Regions from separate parts of the Homo sapiens genome. Here region 1 is linked to region 2. A link is a contact called in ENCODE POLR2A ChIA-PET data. All regions are on one chromosome and are shown on one strand. The core of a region is the stretch at or near the end of the contact, and the rest is flanking DNA. Distances in the headings are between cores, read along the strand shown.

The links. ChIA-PET counts read pairs that join two places held with the same protein, here RNA polymerase II (POLR2A).
Region 1: POLR2A ChIA-PET joins it to region 2 with 11 read pairs in A673. The contact joins the promoter of SPINT1 here to the enhancer-like site in region 2. POLR2A ChIA-PET finds 5 or more read pairs at or near these places in 2 of 52 experiments (A673 and WTC11).

Annotation. Positions count from the first base shown.
Region 1 is chr15:40,838,778-40,845,302 of GRCh38, forward strand. SPINT1 (serine peptidase inhibitor, Kunitz type 1) reads left to right here and starts at 5,271. Exons shown (of 11, transcript NM_003710.4): 1 at 5,271-5,409; 2 at 5,713-6,252. The coding sequence starts at 5,778. SPINT1-AS1 (SPINT1 antisense RNA 1) reads right to left here and starts at 5,747. Exons shown (of 2, transcript NR_146468.1): 1 at 5,402-5,747. RefSeq lists silencers at 4,709-4,891, 5,053-5,282, 5,363-5,422, 5,713-5,952 and an enhancer at 4,844-5,415.
Region 2 is chr15:40,418,402-40,424,810 of GRCh38, forward strand. IVD (isovaleryl-CoA dehydrogenase) reads left to right here. Exons shown (of 12, transcript NM_002225.5): 12 at 1-2,907. Among named protein-coding and RNA genes, the nearest start is that of IVD, 16 kb to the left of the region's middle. Within about 2 kb of position 2,555, at least 19 of the 41 ENCODE cell types and tissues checked have a DNase peak (open chromatin) inside an H3K27ac peak, as active enhancers do.

The DNA of each region.
Region 1 (6,525 bases), core at 4,021-6,520, 420 kb after region 2:
CAGATGCAAAGAGAAGGAAAGTAAAAGACACCTTCTAGTGGGAGAAGCAGCATGCACACACAGGAATGGGAGGCACTGTCGGTGGCCACATTTGGAGACAATCCACCACTCCTACCTACAGAAACTGCCAGACCACATCCACGACAAGGCAGTCAGTGTTCCTCCTCTAGTAGTGGTGTAAGAACTGAATATTCTCATCAAATCATCCACTCCTTAGAGCAATGATTGGTATTTGTGATGTGGCAAACAGGAATGGAGCCTGTGGCACAGAGCTTTTCCCAAAGTTTGCACTGGGAAAGTGAACTACACAGCCTAAGAAAAGAGTGAGCTACGTGGCCTAAGAAAAGAGCTACATAGCCTTGGCCGGGCACGGTGGCTTATGCCTATAATCCCAATACTCTGGGAGGCCGAGGTGGGTGGATCATTTGAGGTCAGGAGTTTAAGACCAGCCTGGGCAACATGGTGAAACCCCATCTCCACCAAAAAATAAAAAAAATAGCCAGACATGGTGGCAGGTGCCTGCAGTCCTAACTACTTGGGAGGCTGAGGCAAGAGAATCACTTGAACCTGGGAGGCGGAGGTTGCAGTGAGCTGAGATCATGCCACTGCACTCCAGCCTGGGTGACAGAGTGAGACTCCATCTTGAAAAGAAAAGAAAAGAGAAGAGTGAACTCCCCTTGGGCCCACAGTATAGAATTAAAAAACAATATCATTTGCAAATACTTTGCAGGAAGGCAGCTCAAATCAAGGAAAGGGCCTAAGATTGGCAGTCAAGAGACCTGAGGTCTGGAGCTGGCCCTGTGTCTATGAACAAACCAAGGCCAAATCTCTGGGCCTCAGTTTGCTGTATGTAAGGGGAAGAGTTTTTTTATTTTTTATTTTATTTTATTTTATTTTTTGAGCTGGAGTCTCGCACTGTCGCCAGGCTGGAGTGCAGTGGTGCGATCTCGGCTCACTGCAATCTCCGCCTCCCGGATTCAAGCGATTCTCCTGACTCAGCCTCCCGAGTAGCTGGGACTACAGGCGCCTGCCACCATAGCCAGCTAATTTTTGTATTTTTAGTAGAGACGGGGTTTCACCATGTTGACCAAGCTGGTCTCAATCTCTTGACCTCGTGATCCACCCACCTTGGCCTCTCAAAGTGCTGGGATTACAGGCGTGAGCCACCGTGCCTGGCTGGGTTGTTTTTTAAAATTTATTTTTTCAGACACTATGTTGCCCAGGCTGGTCTCGAACTCCTGACCTCAAGCAATCCTCTTGCCTTGGCCTCCCAAAGTGTTGGGACTACAAGCGTAAGCCACGGTGCCCAGCCAGGGGAAGGGTTTTAGCTGACTCTCCTCTGACAGCTCTGACACTCTCTGCCTAAGCAAATACTGAACTTCATGAGTCGGTCCAGGGAACAGTTGGCTCTGTACACTCTGCCAGAGAAGTTCTTGGGGATGACTGAGGGTCTGAACAGGTGAGGGACAGATGAAGGCAGGGCTGGAGGAGGGAACCACATGGCAGTGTGCAGGGTGGCCTGGAGTTCCATCAGGAAGCTGGCACAGAGCCTAGATTAAGGGCAGCAGTGGGAACAGACAAGAGATGGATGTGAGTGATTACCAAGGAAGACTGTCATCAAATATGGTATGTGGAGGTCATCACGGTGTGTCTCTCTCTTCATTATGGAAGCATCCCATGTTCACTGAAGGGATCTTGGAAAATATTTTTAAAACTAGAAAGAAGAAATGTTATCCTACAGTCTCACCATTCAAATACCATCACTTTCCCTACTTTGATGGCATACCTTATAGTCTTTCTTCTCTTCACATGTAGTTTTTCTTATTAGTATGTAAGAAGCAGCATAAGGTAGTATGGAAAGTATGGCTTTTAATGTCAAAAAGACTTCAGATACAATCCTGGCTCTGTCACTTTTTTAAAAGAATCATTTCGACTTTTATTTTGTTTACTTATTTTTGAGACAGGGTCTAGTTCTTTCACCCATGCTGGAGTGCAGTGGCATGATCATAGCTCACTGCCACCTTGACCTCCCTGGCTCAAGCAATCCCCCCACCTCAACCTCCTGAGTAGCTGGTACTACAGGCATGCGCCACTATGCCTGGCTAATTTTTTGTATTTTTTTTTATAGAGACGGGGTCTTGCCATGTTGCCCAGGCTGGTCTTGAACTCCTGGGCTCAAGCAATCCTCCTGCCTCAGCCTCCCATAGTGCTTGGATTACAGACATGAGCCATTGCACCTGGCCTCAACTTTTATTTTAGATTCAGTGGGTACACATGCAGGTTTGTTACATGGGTATAGGGTTTGGGGTACAGATGAGCCTGTCACCCAGGTAGTGAGCATATTACCTAAAAGGTTGTTTTTCAGCCCACGCTCCCCACGCTCCCCTCCCTCCTTCTCTCTTCTGGTAGTCCTCAGTGTCTATTGTTCCATCATTATGTCCATGTGTACTCAATGCTTAGCTCCCATTTATAAGTGAGAATATGTGGTATTTGGTTTTCTGTTCCTGCCTTAATTTGCTTAGGATAATGGCCTCCAGCTGCATTCGTATTGCTGGAAAGGACATGATTTTGTTAATTTTATGGCTGCATAGTATTCCATGGTACGTATGAAGTACATTATCTTTATGCAATCCATCATTGATGGGCATCTAGGTTGATTCCATGTCTTTGCTATTGTGAATAGTGCTGTGATGAACGTACAAGTGCATGTGTCTTTTTGGAAAAACAATATATTTTCCTTTGGGTATATACCCAGTAATAGGATTGCTGAGTTGAATGGTAGTTCTAAGTTTTTGAGAAATCTCCAAGCTGCTTTCCACAGTGGCTGAACTGATTTACATTCCCACCAACAATGTATAAGCGTTCCCTTTTCTCTGCATCCTCACCACCATGTGTTTTTGTTGTTGTTGTTGTTGTCGTTTCAAGTAACATTTATTGAGAACTCTTTGTGTCAAATGCTTTGTCTGCATTAACTCAATTAATCCTCATAAAAAACCTTATGAAGCCCCACTTCCCATTCAAGGAGACTAAGGCAGAGAGATCAAATAACTTGCACAAGGCCACACGAATAGTAAGTGGCAGATGCAAGAGCTAAATCCAGTAGTCTGAGTCTGAAGCTCACAAGTTCAACTTCTCTACAACCTGTCACCACTCTTCGTTCACTACCTGACCTTGATGGAGTCAGTGAACCTTTCTGCAAAGTGGAAGCAATTTTTAGAGTTGTCCTGAGCATTAGCAATCCTATGTCAAGTGCCTGGAGGGAACACAGTGGGCATCTCAACAAATGGTGGGTGCTCACCACTTGAAAGTGAGTTATGGGTTTAAGCAAGTTGAATCTGAGGTGAGGGCAGAACTTCCAGATGAAGTCAGAATTGCAAAGGCCATAAAGCCCAGGGTTTAAGCACTGAAGCCATGGAATTGGCCTGCCTGGGCTCCAATCCCTACTCTGCCGCTTCAATGCTGAATGACCTGACAAGTCAGTTTACCTGTCTGAGCCTGTTTGCTCATTTGTAAAATGGGGCTAAAAATACTACCTCCCTAGGTTTGTTTTGAGTATAGGGTAATATGTGGGCAGTGCTTAGGAACAGAGTTTGGGCATTGTCAGTGCTGAATTCATGTTGGTTTTTATAATGGTGTGTATAATGGATGTAATGATAAATTTATGGTGATGTAATATTACCATAAGGTAATATTTTCCTGTATTAAGATTCTTGAGGTCAGGCACAGTGGCTCACGCCTATAATCCTAGCACTTTGGGAGGCCGAGGTGGGTGGATCACCTGAGGTCAGGAGTTCAAGACCAGCCTGGCCAAAAAGGTGAAACCTCGTTTCTACTAAAAATACAAAAATTAGCTCGGCGTGGTGGTGCCCACCTGTAAGCCCAGCTACTTGGGAGGCTGAGGCAGAATTTCCTGAATCTGGAAGGCAGAGGTTGCAGTGAGCCGAGATCGTGCCATTGCACTCCAGCCTGGGTGACAGAGCAAGACTCCGTCTCAAAAAAAAAAAAAAAAAAATAAATAAATAAATAAATAAAGATTCTTGAATGTGTTAGCCATAAGGGGAAATCAAATCACAACAAAACCCTTTCTTCCCAGTGACTGCACAATCATTTTCTTCATTCCCAGCATACCACCATTGTTGTATATCCACCAGTGTGCCAGGGTCTGTGGATAAACCCTAAACATCCAGAGAAGGGGAGACAGGCCCCAGATTCCCACCCCAACACGCATCATGTGAGCAGCTGGAGGATGTTGCAGTTCAGCAAAATCCAAGGGTTGGCCACAGGATCTGCTAGGCAAAGCTGCTCTGGATGAGAAACTGGGAAGAATGTTCCCATTGGTTTGGGGGTTGTTAAGCCATCAGGAAAAGGTTTGGAATCTGTATTTTAAGAGAGCATGCTATGTGATTCCTTCCTCCAGCCCTGCCTTCATCTGTCTTTCACCTGTTCAGACCCTTGCCGTAGAGAATGGTCTCTTAAGAGTTTTTTACTCAGGAGGAGCAATGAGCTTGGCTTCAAGGAGTCCACTGTTTCGTGAAGGGCATTAACTCAGCTACTTGGTGAACTGGAACCTCCAGGCTTCCAAGGATGACATTTCCCTGGAAGAAAGTAGCCAGCAGCGTCCCCTTTGTGAAAGAGAGGAAGCCTGGGCTCCAGGGAAGGGGGCAACAGTCCAATGAGCCATAGCAGGGAATGGACCGAACTGTACATACAAGATGAGGAGGGGCCTCGAACAACAGGGAAGCCCCGTGGAGCACGCAGGGGAGCCTGGACGCGGGGAATCGCCTCCGTTTCTCACCCTGACAGCAGGGAGGGCTTCCCGGAGCTGACAGTGAGGCAGACATCCCGGATCCCTGTTATCACAGGTGCAGCCACGCAACTTTTGGGTTACCTTCCCGCCACGAAATGGAAATGATTTCCTGAGGGCCGGAAAGATCATTTGCATCGGGCCTCAGGTCTGGGGCTGGGAAAGCAGGCCCCGGCCGGAAAGGAAGACTGGAGGCCGCCGCCCCAGAGGCCGGACCCTCGCGTCCCGGCCGCATCCCCTCCCGGCTGGGTATGCGCTTCGGGCGCGGGGCTCCCTCGCGAGGCTGGACTGGGTGGAGCCCGAGAGCCCCTCCGGGGAGCTGGCTGCCGGGGAGGCACCGGGGCTGCGGGGCCGCGGGGCGGGCCGGGCCTGGAGCTCCGCGCTAGAGGCGGCCGCAGCGCACCGGGCGTGGGCGGGGCCGGCAGCGCAAGGGTGAATGTCGGCCCCGCCCCGACGGCGCTGACTCAGTTTCACCAGAAACCAGGGGGAGAAGGCGGCCGAGCCCCAGCTCTCCGAGCACCGGGTCGGAAGCCGCGACCCGAGCCGCGCAGGAAGCTGGGACCGGAACCTCGGCGGACCCGGCCCCACCCAACTCACCTGCGCAGGTAACCCGGGCCCCCGCGCGCAAGGCCGAGGCGCAGGCGGAGCGGGCTGGAGCATGTCCGGCCCTTTGTTCTGCGCTCGTGCGTGTGTCCGGGTACTTGAGCTCCCTAGCGGTCCGCCTGTCCGTCTGTCTGGCTGCCGGGTCCCTGGAGGGCGCGTGGGAGGGCCGGGCCCGTGCGCCCTCTTCGATCCTGGGGTGCTCCGGTCCCTCCTCCCCGCCACTTCCTCCCGGCCGGCCCGCCTCCTCCAAAGTCTCCCGGGCTGATCAGGTGTGTCTCCTCCTCTGTCCCCTCCCTTCTTCTCAGGTCACCAGCACCCTCGGAACCCAGAGGCCCGCGCTCTGAAGGTGACCCCCCTGGGGAGGAAGGCGATGGCCCCTGCGAGGACGATGGCCCGCGCCCGCCTCGCCCCGGCCGGCATCCCTGCCGTCGCCTTGTGGCTTCTGTGCACGCTCGGCCTCCAGGGCACCCAGGCCGGGCCACCGCCCGCGCCCCCTGGGCTGCCCGCGGGAGCCGACTGCCTGAACAGCTTTACCGCCGGGGTGCCTGGCTTCGTGCTGGACACCAACGCCTCGGTCAGCAACGGAGCTACCTTCCTGGAGTCCCCCACCGTGCGCCGGGGCTGGGACTGCGTGCGCGCCTGCTGCACCACCCAGAACTGCAACTTGGCGCTAGTGGAGCTGCAGCCCGACCGCGGGGAGGACGCCATCGCCGCCTGCTTCCTCATCAACTGCCTCTACGAGCAGAACTTCGTGTGCAAGTTCGCGCCCAGGGAGGGCTTCATCAACTACCTCACGAGGGAAGTGTACCGCTCCTACCGCCAGCTGCGGACCCAGGGCTTTGGAGGTGAGGAGGGTGCCAAGATGGATGGGTTTGGAGAGACTCAAAAAAGGGACTGGTTATGGGGTCCTAGGGGAGACGAACATCAGAGAGGAGTTAAGGAGAGTTCACTTTTTTTTTTCTTTTTCTTTCTTTTTTTTTGCGACGGAGTCTCGCTCTTGTCGCCCAGGCTGGAGTGCAATGGCGCAATCTCTGGTTGCTCACTGCAACCTCCGTCTTCCACGTTCAAGTGATTCTTCTGTCTCAGCCTCCGGAGTAGCTGGAACTACAGGCACCCGC
Region 2 (6,409 bases), core at 1,305-3,804:
TGAGTTCTCCACAACAGCTCCCAAGCATCATGGGCCTCGCAGCCGGGCCTGTGCCACGGCTAGTGTTGTGTGATTTAAAATGGACTCAGCAGGAAGCATATTGTCTGGGGATTGTTGGGACAGGTTTTGGTGACTCTGTGCCCTTGCTCTCTAACTTCTGAGCCCACCTCCCAGGGTAGGCACCTGGGGGCATGCAGGTGCCCACCTCCCAGGGTAGGCACCTGGGGGCATGCAGGTACCCACCTCTTTCTCTTGGGTGAGGCTCTGGCAAGGAGATCTCTCTGCTCAAGCACAGCAGAATCATGGCCCCTCTCCATGAATTGGAACTTGGTACAGGTTAAGTATCCCTAATCCTGAAATCTGAAACACTTGTGGTTCCAAGCATTTTGGATAAGGCAAATTCAACTTTCAGTCTCTTTTCTGGGGGAAAAAAATAATAAACCTAGCCTAGCCAGGCGTGGTGGCTCATGCTTGTAATCCCAGCACTTCAGGAGGCTGAGATGGGTGGATCACCTGAGGTCAGGAGTTCAAGACCAGCCTGGCCAACATGTGGAAACCTCGCCTCAACTAAAAATAGAAAAAAATTAGTTGGGCATGGTGGTGGGCACCTGTAATCCCAGCTACTTCAGGAGGCTGAGGCAGGAGAATTACTTGAACCCAGGAGGCGGACGTTGCAGTGAGCCGAGCTTGTGCCATTGCACTCCAGCCTGGGCGACAAGAGCAAAACTCTTCAAAAAACAAAACAAAACAAAAAAACCCTGGCCCTTGTTTCTTCCAGTTTCTAGAGGTATCAGCTCCTAGCAGCTTATGAACACATATGCTTGCTTGGCCAGGCAAGGTGGTGTGTGCCTGTAATCCCAGCACTTTGGGAGGCCAAGGCAGGTGGATCACTTGCAGTCAGGAGTTCAAGACCAGCCTGTCCAACGTGGTGAAACCCCATCTCTACTAAAAATACAAAAATTAGCCAGGGGTGGTGGTGCACGTCTGTAATCCCAGCTACTCAGGAGGCTGAGGCAGGAGAATCACTTGAACCCGGGAGGTGGAGGTTGCAATGAGCCAATATGACACCGCTGCAGTCCAGCCTGGGCCATAGAGTGAGACTCTGTCTCAAAAAAGGAAAGAAAAATAGGCTGGGCACAGTGACTCATGCCTGTAATCCCAACACTTTGGGAGGCCGAGGCAGGTGGATCACGAGGTCAGGAGTTCAAGACCAGCCTGGCCAAGATGGTAAAACCTCGTCTCTACTAAAAATACAAAAATTAGCCAGGTGTGGTGGCAGGCTCCTGTAATCCCAGCTACTCAGGAGGCTGAGGCAGAGAATTGCTTGAACCCGGGAGGCAGAGTTTGCAGTGAGCCAAGATCACACCACTGCACTCCAGCTTGGACGACAGAGCGAGACTCTGTCTCAAAAAATAATAGGCCAGGCATGGTGGCTCAACGTCTGTAATCCCAGCACTTTGGGAGGCCGAGGCGGGCAGATCACAAGGTCAGGAGTTCGAGACCAGCCTGACGACCAACATGGTGAAACCTCGTCTCTACTAAAAATACAAAAATTAGCCAGGCCTGGTGGCACGCGCCTGTAATCCCAGTTACACAGAAGACTGAGGCAGGAGAATCGCTTGAACGCAGGAGGCAGAGGTTGCAGGAGCTGAGATCGCGCCATTGCACTCCAGCCTGGGCAACAGAGTGAGACTCTGTCTCAAAAAATAATAATAAAATAAATGAACACACATGCTGCTGAGTCCGCAGGGGGGGCAGAGCAGAGGACAGCGTGCTTTTGTGTACTGTTGGAAGACTGGCTCCTCCTGTACAGCACCTCTGAGCCCTTGTGCACCGCCCTGCCACGGGCACCATCCAGTCCTGGCCGTGTGACCACCCACAGCTGACTGGGCAGCAGGCACAGGCCCTACCCGAGCAGGCCGGAGTTGGCTCGCATGACTCCAGCTGAGGCTGCCTGTGTACATTTCTCCAGATACCCTATGGCTAATTTTGTTATAACTGCACAGTGGCTGCTGCCATTTTGTATTAAATATATTGTGAAACAAACCTATCTGGGGAGAAGCAATCTACTTGCCGCTGCTTCCTGTCTGGATCCAGCTTGTGTCCTTGGAGAGTGGCTGGCCCAGGTCCTATTCCTGTCCTCCAGCCCGTTCTTTCATGAGGGACAGGAAGGTAAAATCAGCCCTTAGGAGAGAGGTCTCAGCCTCCCTTTCCCAGATCTCCCAGTGAGTTTTAAAGGAAGCAGGGAGCCCAGAGTGCTAAGTTCTTACAGCCAGAAGGAAGCTTATAGATTTCTGAAAACCGCCCCTTTGTTTTTAAAAAGATCAACACAATTTGACTTTCTCAAGGTCAAAACGAACTAGAATCCAGATCTGCTCATGGCAAAAATGGGGGTGTTCTGAGAATTCCAGCTTTGGGCCGCACTGTACAGCAGTCTGGATAGAGTGTGATCTGAGAAGGGAATGGGTCTGGGTTGTTCCACCCCTTCCGAGTTCCAAAAAGAGGGAACTGGTTTTCTTGGTTCTCAGCCCAGCAGCACCTATCCTGGCTCTTGGTCCTGGCCTGCAGCCAAGTGCTGTTCCTAGCCTGAGGCTTGAGACAGGTGGGGTTGGCTCCTCACCAACCCCAGTTCCGTCCCATCCTGAGGGCAAGATCCTGGGCTCATAGGCAGTCCCTTTCACTTCCTTGTCTTGCTCCCTGCTATGTTGGAGATGAATGTGACTAAAAGGGCCATCTTGCTGGCTTAATGTGTGGCTGGAGAGACCAGCCTGGAGACAATGTGGCAAAATGGGGCGCTTCATCCAGTCTGTCTAAGCCCTGTCGACTTGGGGAGGTGATTTCTTTCCTGGTTCTATATGTGAAGCAAAATAAATGTTTTAAAATTAAAAGCAAAAAAAACAAAATGAACCATGCAGCCTGAGTGGTAAATGGAAGAACAAGGGGCACGTCTACTTTGGTTCTTGTGGGCGTGTTTGGTTGCCTACATGCATTGGGCAAATCTGCAGCACCAGCTGCCAGCACTGCTCCTTCCTGCGGCTGGCTCTTACTCCACTCCAATTTTAGGCAGGTCACACTATCAGGGCAGCTCGCTGCTGTTGATGCTGCCTGCCCTGTGGGAGGGCAACAGAACCTTGGGATGTTTTTTAAGCGTGGTCTGAGCACACCCCTTATCAAAATTTGGCAACCTAGAATAAATGCAGGTTCCTGGATCCTGCCCCAGACCTAATCACATCCCCAAGGGTGAGTCTGCAAGGCAATCTTCTACAACCACCATCTGAGTCCTAAAGCAGGCTTCCCCAGGAGCCTAAGTCCTAATTCTAAATCCATATAATCTAGTGATAACAATCCCTTGCCCATGTAACCCTCTCAAGTCTGAGATCCTTGATCTTTGCACAACCGAGTGCAGGAGGCAAGGTTTCGCGCAGGGCCCCCTTTCAGAAGACCGGTAAGGTGAGTTGCCCTCGGTGGAATGGGACTAGACCTGGTGTCAACACACCGCGCGGTCTGGAGAGAGGTTCCCAGTCCCTGCCTGCCGGGTGGGAGCTGGGACCTAAGACCCAGGTGGCCATCTGTCGCGACCCCCAGCCTAGGGCAGGTCCAGAGTCCTTCCTCTGACCCTCTCCCTCGAGGCAGCGCGCTTCTTCGAGCGCAGCACTGGCTTGCCAGACGCAGCTCGAGTGTCGCATGGAGCTCGCCTGACCCCTGCCGGCTGCCCGCGGGGTTGGGTTGCAAACGCGCGGAGCCAGCCTATATGGCCTTTGCCTGGGGTTCAAGGCCCCCAGTTTGGGATTTCAGGACTCAACGACGTTTTGTTTTAGCCAATAAGGACATGAAAGGGAAGAGGGGTTGGGGGAAGCCTATCCTCTATTACCATCATTTCATAAAAGGCTTTTTTTTTTTGAGACGGAGTCTCGCTCTGTCGCCCAAGCTGGAGTGCAGTGGCGCAATCTTGGCTCACTGCAAGCTCCGCCTCCCAGGTTCACGCCATTCTCCTGCCTCAGCCTCCCGAGTAGCTGGGACTACAAGCGCCCGCCACCATGCCCGGCTAATTTTTTGTATTTTTAGTAGAGACGGGGTTTCGCCGTGTTAGCCAGGATGGTCTCGATCTCCCGACCTCATGATCTACCCACCTCGGCCTCCCAAAGTGCTGGGATTACAGGCGTGAGCCACCGCGCCCGGCCGACTTTTTTTTTTTTTTTTTTTTTTTTTTTTTTTTAAGACGGAGTCTCACTTTGTCATCTAGGCTGGAGTGCAGTGGCGCGATCCCAGCTCACTGCAACCTCCACATCTAGGGTTCAAGCGATTCTCGTGCCTTAGCCTCCCAAATAGCTGGGATTACAGGCATGTGCCACCATGCCTGGCTAATTTTTGTATTTTTAGTAGAGACGGGGTTTCACCATGTTGGCCAGGCTGGTCTCAAAGCCCTGGCCTCAATTGATCCACCGGCCTCAGCCTCCCAAAGTGCTGGGATTACAGGCATGAGCCACCACGCCCAGCTAGGCCAGGATTTTTATTTGTTTGTTTATTTATTTATTTTTGAGACAGGATCTCACTCTGTCACCCAGTGCAGTGGCGTGATCTCAGCTTACTGCAGCCTCGACCTCCCTGGCTCAAGGATCCTCTGGCCTCAGTCCTCCCCCTTGCCACCCACCCCCAGCCCCCCAGTAGCTGGAACTAGAGGTGTGCACCACCATGCCAGACTAATTTTTGTATTTTTTGTAGAGCCGGGCTTTCACCATGTTGTCCAGGCTGGGCTCAACTGCTGGGCTCAAGCGATCCTCCTGCCTCCACTTTCCAAAGTGTTGGGATTATAGGCGTTGAGCCAGTGTGCCCAGCCCTTAAATTTTTGTATATGCTTTATGTTCACTGTTTTAAAAAATACTACAGTTTTTAAAAGCTTATTTAAAAAAATAAAAGTCCCCTGTCCCTCCTATCCCCATTCCCACTCCCAGGACAAAACCACTTTTGAATCTTTAAGGGGCTTCTTTTGATAATTCACTTCATACCTCTAAGTGACATGCTTACTTATTGATTTAATTGTAAGCACTTTTAAGGATAGTTTTTGTTTTTGTTTTTAAGACGGAATCTTGCGCTCTCTCGCCCATGCTGGAGTACAGTGGCATAATCTCAGCTGACTGCAACCTCCGCCTCCTGGGTTCTAGCGATTCTTCTGCCTCAGCCTCCCGAGTAGCTGGGACTACAGGTGCACACCACCATGCCCGGCTAATTTTTGTATTTTTAGTAGAGACAGGGTTTCACCATATTGGCCAGGCTGGTCTCAAACTCTTGACCTCATGATCTGCCCACCTCGGCCCCCCAAAGTGCTGGGATTCCAGGCATGAGCCACCATGCCCGGCCCAAGGATAGTTCTTTAAAGTGCATACATTTGATTTATGAGAAGTTATGCCCATACTTTTTTCACTTCCTCGGGCCAGCCCTGTCCACGGGCCAGTGTTTGGGAGCCCTGAAATCAGGTGGTGCAGAGCCCCATTCACATTCCTGGCTGTCCCCAACCCCTGCCCACACTTGGTACCCAGAGCCTACAGCCACGCTAGTGCCGAGTGGGAGCTCTCCTCTCCCTGTGTGCGCCACTTGGTTACTCTTGCAGGGGGCCGTTCCAGAATTTGGCCTCTTTCCCTCACCCACCACCCAGCCACTCTCAGAGGCTAGCCTGGTATCTCTTAAATACTTCCTGGATCTTAACATCCTGCCAACTTGCCTTCCTTCTTCCAGGCCATGCCCCTCAACCCTTCCTCTACACTGAACCAGTGAACTATCAAGCTCCCCGCAAATTCTTCAGTGGCTCCCAGCACCTGTAAGATCTAAGGCTTGGCAAGGCAAATATGACTCTGATCCCCCTGGGCCTTCCCCTTCTGCTGCTTCCCTCCTTCCCTGCTGAATGTTCGTGTTCTTGTTGCAAGGAGTCCTCACTGCCATGTTTCTCATCCCTGTGCCTTTGGTCTGGGGCAGCTCTGGAAGTCCTTCCAGCCCTTCAAACTTTCTCTTGCTTCCTCATCTCTAAAGCCTCAGGCCAGGGCCTGCCTCCTTCAGGAAGACCTCTCTTCTCCAACCTTCCCTCATTCCTCTGTCTCCATCTCATCCATCCTGGATGGGTCCCCTTTCTCCTTCTCCCTGGGCATATCTGCACTGATGGGCTTGCCACACAGTTGTTTATTCCAGTTTCCCCAGCATTAGGCAGGCTGTGAATCTGAGAGCTAGGACTGTGATTTGACTGTCTTTACATGATCACCATCCAGCACAGTTCCTGGCATGTAATAGGTGCACAACAAATATTTATTGAAAGAGTAGATGAGTAGTCACATGACACTTAGCTCACATTTTGCTGGTATACTGTTATTTGTGTATACGGTCCTCTCTGTAAGATCTTTGAGGTCAAAGACCCTCTCTC